Regions from separate parts of the Homo sapiens genome. Here region 2 is linked to region 1. The links are chromatin contacts, found by POLR2A ChIA-PET in ENCODE. All regions are on one chromosome and are shown on one strand. The core of a region is the stretch at or near the end of the contact, and the rest is flanking DNA. Distances in the headings are between cores, read along the strand shown. Region 1 holds the start of LINC02454 (long intergenic non-protein coding RNA 2454). Region 2 holds the start of IRAK3 (interleukin 1 receptor associated kinase 3).

Region 1 (2,700 bases), core at 36-2,535:
TTACCTCAGAGCCTCATTATTTTTATCTACACAATCAGGGGTTTGGCATCTATGACTTGAAATTCCTTTCCAGCACTATGTTTTGTTTCTGTGGTTGGTAACAATGTAAGAATTTTGGGGGACGCATTCTTCCAAACTCTTGTTTTTCCACTCACATCATTTCAGTAGAGAGCTGACTGCCAATATCACAATAACTTTTTTTTCGATTCATATCAACTTTAAAATGTGTTTTTAAAAATGGCAAGTTAGGTGTCTGTGAATAACAACTGATATTTTCCAGAATTTTTCCTTCCTTCCTTCCTTCCTTCTTTCCCTTCCTCCTTCCCTCCCTTCCTCCCTCCCTCCCTCCCTTCCTTCTTTGAAAGCCTTTTAAGAGGTGAACACAACAGTTTTGGCTTGGGACACAGCTCTGCGGGTCAGGATCTAACAAAGGGAAATCCCCGATGTGCTGGAACCTTACAGCTCCAGGAACCGGCTGTTTATGAAAGCTGAAGTACCGCTAGAGTGAGCAAAGAAGCCACTTGTGATTCCAGCCAATTGTCCCCAGTCCAGACCATTCAGAGGAAAGAGTTCTGCCGGTCTTCTGCATCCAGTTGCCAAAACCCAGGAGGTGCAGCACCTGCTTAGGAAAGCCATAGTGCATGGGGAAATGACCGCTGAGGGGGCCACACTTTCCCTTTTGCATTGGCAAAACTGTTGCTTTCTTACCTTTTAATACTCTTTCTCCGGATTTTGAGAATCCGACTATTTAAAGATTGCTTTCATACATTTAGTTTCTGCCCCACCCCACTACAGCCCCCTTAGGTTTCTTAACTTTTAAGACTTATGATAAATGAGGGTGGGACTGGGTGGGGAATGGGGTAGATGGGAGGGCTGGGAGGACTGGGAGAGTTGGAGTGGGGGATGGAAGATAAGGGTAGGGTGGAGCAGGAAGGGAAGGGTGGAGACGAAGGAATGAAAAAATGAATAACCCAGTGAAGCAAATGAATGGAGCAGCAGCCAAATAAGCAAACAAAACAAACATTTATTGACCGTCTGTCACTTGCTAGGTGTTGTGATAGACAGCAGGCAAATAGCTATGAGCCATGCAGCCAGGTCCTTGCCTTGTGAAATTTACAGTCCAAAGTGGGCGGATATCAAACAAATAATTAAGCAAATACTTTAATACTTACAACTGTGACACAATTGCCATGAAGAAATATAAGGGGCCCTCGCCCTAGTCCAGGAGGTGAGGAGGACGATGTTCAAGCTGGATTATTTCCATGCCATTTTCCAAATTGAAATCTCAAAGTAAATTATATTGCAATATGATGTATGTTTTTTCCAAGTGAAACCCAAGCACACATCCTGCTCTGCCCCACCCTCCGCCCCCACACGGGAAGCTCTCGGGATCAGCCTGGGTGTTCTGTGGTTCTGACGCCATCCTGAGAGCTCCACTGCCACACTCCTTCCCCTGCCTCCTAAATTCGATGTGGAGCGCCACCTAGAGTTTGGCTGACACATTCCCATAACCATAGGGTACAAGGATACTTTGAAATCTAGGATATTTGCTAAGTTTTGAAAATTGAATAAATAAATAATCCATTGGAAAAAATGAATAGCGAGTGAATGAGCAAAGCAGCAGGCAAATATACAAACAGGACAAACACTTTCATTCACTGTCATTGTCATCCAGCGTGAATTCAAAAGACTCCAAGTTTTCTAAAAAGAATGGCTTTCTCTAGGAGCTTTCCAAGATTTGTTTTGCAAAGCTGCCAAGGAGAATACTAGACAATGAATCGGAAGTAGCAAGTCTCACGGTGATATCCAAAGTGTTTTTCATCCAAACCTCAGAGCAAGAAGGTTCCAGGAAGATGCCTAAGTCAAATTAAGATGTTAAGTCAAATTTACCTCGTTCTAATAACTACCCAATAATTTATTGAACAGTCTATATTACTGAAATACCTATGGCATTAAGATAGAACCAACTGTTGTGATTTATGGAGTAGGCTAACATTGCAGCTGTTAAGGAAATGAAAAAATGTATGGGATCTGTCATTTTTAAATCACCTTTAAACAAGATATCCAGCTCTGTAACCACATTCCAATTAGTCTTACAAGAAAAGCCAAGCACAGTTACATTTCAAAAATGTTATCGCATATATAAAGAAGGAACTTATCTTTCTCTCTTACATTAGCCCTACTTTTCTCTACCAAAAACTTGCCCCAGAGAAAAACATATTCAGGTAAAGAAAAGTCATATCCATCCCCTCCATTCATTAATTTCATTTAACCAACATTTGTCGATCACCTCCGGTGGTACTACAGAGATGTTGGGATATCCTGCTTCATGATCTAGTTGGAGTAGATAGCAGATGCCAAGAAAGTGGACATGACAAAACTATGCTATTTCTAAATGCTATCTAGAAATAAGGAGAAGCACAAGGTGTCAAGGGCACTGCTGAGAGGCTCCTGACCAATTTGGAGCAGTCGGACAAGGCGTCTCCTGGATTACAGTGCTGTGTCTTCAAGTATCAACTTCCCGGAAGGCTAAGTTAAACAAAAGAAACTTACAAACCCAGAATGGTGAAGATATCACTTCTACTGAAAACTTTTCCATCTGAGATACAGTGATCTGGGCCAAAAGAACATAATGAAAATGAATAATTCTGAAATATAAGATCCAGGAGTATTGAAACGATTTTGATCTTGTCTGTCCTG
Region 2 (2,700 bases), core at 94-2,593, 590 kb before region 1:
ACACTTTTCTTTCTCAAAGTCAGTAACTCTAGGAAATCAACGGGTATAAATACTGTCCACGCCAAAATCCATCTCAAAAAGATCTGATGGGGAAGTGACCTTATCCCTCAAAATCCCTCAAATGCACACTGGAAATCTCGTTTTCTAGAAATCAGACTTTTTTTTTTTTCTTAAGGGCCATAACTTAAAATTACAGAGCTTAAAATATATAAACATTTTTTGTATAACCAGAAGCCCATTGCTACAATTCAAAGACTGTCACCATACTGTTCATCAGTAACAAAGAAAACTCTCCTCTTAGGCCTTCTGCTAGTCCTGGTAAGAAAAATCCTATTTCAGACCATTAAAGCTAAGTTATTTTGACATAATCATGATTCTTTTCAATAAACATTAAACATGACATTGTGGAATATCAAATCTAACCAAAAATGCCTGTACTTAACAAAACGAAGATTTTTGTCCGAATTATCTCTGGCTACACTCAACACTTCCAGCAGGCAGTTGCTCAACTTTCCAATGTCTGCATAAAATACAGTTCTGAAGCCAATTTTTTTAGATTAAAATAAAAAGCCACCCTTTAGCATAAACCTTCATTCAACGAAATTGGGTAAATAAGATTTAATTAAGAAAATTAGGAGCCGCGTTCATTGCAAACCGTAGTTTACTTTAGCATTTCACTTGTAATTAAGTTAGGGGCTTAGGGATGCATTGAAAACACCAAAGGATAAGTATCTCAAAGTTCTAAAAATGTCTCAATACTAAAATGATGTTCTGGGGTGATTTTGCAAGGACCAGAAGACATCATACATTGCGAACCCAGTGAGGGTGGCATCGCGGACGAACAGAAGATGCTTTCACGCTGGTTATCTGTCTTTCCCAGGCCTCGGCTCCCTTGACTTTGCAGCGATACCCAAAATTCTTTGAAAGAGAAGGGAGGGAAGGCATCTGGGTCCCAGGGAGTCTCTGCATCCAACCCAGGAAAGGAGGGGGCCGGCTCCCTGGCGGGAACTTCCCGGAGGCCGCGCCAGCCCCGCGAGGGACCCCAGCCATGCAGGGCGACGCCGAGCGGGCCCCGCGGCGCGCTGGGCTCCCCCGCCGCCCCCGGCCGGTCCCCGCCGACTCACCCAGGCCGCGCCAGCCCAGCGCGCCGTCGCAGCTGTCCAGAACAGCGCAGAGCTCTCCGAGCAGCGCGGGCGGCAGGTCGAACAGCAGCGTGTGCGCCGACAGCGCGCCGCGGGCCCCACAGTTCCCCGCCATGGCTCGGCTGCCCGAGCCCCGGGGACGAGGCGGAGTCCAGGTCCCTGCACGCCTGCGACAGGCCGTTACACAACCGCGGAAATCCTGCTTCCACGACGGCAGCAGAGCCCTAGGAACACGCCGTTCTCCGGTCACTGCAGGGGCGGTGCCCACGTGACGCAAGGCGCGCCTCGCCCGAGATGCCCCTGCGTCCGCCTGGCCAGGCCTGGGGGTTACCCGACCCGGGTTCTCCCTTCGCTGGCTTTGCGCCCCTTCACACCTCTGCGGTGGGGACGGAGCTGCCGAGACAAGCAGAGTGCGAACTGGAGAAAGCCCAGAGCTCAGAGCTCCCAGGAGCCCACCGTGCCCCACGGCTAGGCGGTCTCCTGGTGTGGACGGCTAGCGGTGTCATTACTTCTTACAAAAGTTTATTTTTGAAAGCTTCTCCCTTCCTTCCTTCTTCCCTTCCTTTCTTTTCTTCCTTTTTTCTTTGTTTTGAGTCAGGTTCTCACTCTGTCGCCCAGGCAGGAGCGCAGTGGCGCTATCTCAGCTCACGGAGCCTCCACCTATTGGGCTCAAGCGATCCTCCCACCTCAGCCTCCCGAGTAGCTGGGACCACAGTCGCACGCCACCACGTCCGGCTAATTATTTTTTTTCGTTTTTCGTAGAGAGGGAGTGTCGTTATGCTGCCCAGGCTGGTTTCAAACTCCTGGCCTCAAGCGATCCTCCCACCTCCGGCTTCCCAAAGTGCTGGGATTCGGGGTGTTAGCCACTGTCCCGGACTACTTCTTTTTTATCCTGTCAGAAAAACTATCCATGTTCATCGAGGAACACTTGGAAAACCCAGAAAAAAACTGAAAAAAGAAGATAATCACTCACAACCCCACTCAGCCCATCACACTCTAAAAGTTTTGACACATTTTCCTCCCAACTTTTACTGAATTTAAACAGATAAAAATGTACATATATGGGATTATTATTGGAAAAGATGAATGTAGATACCAACAAGAGAAAAACAGAAAAGACACCAAATCAGCGTAAAATTATGTTCGTTTTCTTCACGAGGCGGCCTCTCCTCCATACACCTACTTGGTTTTAATAAATTTTCTTCCTCATGGGCTTCCTTGATGAAATATCGTTCCATCATTTTTTCCTTCCTCAAAGTGCTTCACACAATCTTCCTTTTTGCCTTCAACATGGAGTTTAAGTAAAATTGTTGTTTTGAAATCTTCACGGAGTTTAAGTAAAATTGTTGTTTCAAAATCTTCTAGGTCACATGAGGCATGTTACCAGTGACAAAAAGTTGTTTTGAAAGTGGTGAGAAAAATCTCAGCCTTAGTGACTGGAAGAGTGGGCAGTGGCCATCAAGTGAAAACACCAGAGGTGTTTTGAAACCTCTCAGATTGTAGTCTTTGGAATAGCTGCCCCTAGAGATCACGAGTGATGAAACACTATCATTTCATG

What was found. ChIA-PET counts read pairs that join two places held with the same protein, here RNA polymerase II (POLR2A).
Region 2: POLR2A ChIA-PET joins it to region 1 with 10 read pairs in T-cell. The contact joins the promoter of IRAK3 here to the promoter of LINC02454 in region 1. POLR2A ChIA-PET finds 5 or more read pairs at or near these places in 2 of 52 experiments (T-cell and activated T-cell).

Annotation. Positions count from the first base shown.
Region 1 is chr12:65,601,454-65,604,153 of GRCh38, reverse strand. It overlaps LINC02454 (long intergenic non-protein coding RNA 2454), which reads right to left and starts at 1,285. Exons shown (of 3, transcript NR_146529.1): 1 at 1,173-1,285. All of the region lies in intron 1 of MSRB3-AS1 (MSRB3 antisense RNA 1), which reads left to right.
Region 2 is chr12:66,187,857-66,190,556 of GRCh38, reverse strand. It overlaps IRAK3 (interleukin 1 receptor associated kinase 3), which reads right to left and starts at 1,343. Exons shown (of 12, transcript NM_007199.3): 1 at 1,125-1,343. The coding sequence starts at 1,257. RefSeq lists silencers at 1,009-1,168, 1,189-1,238.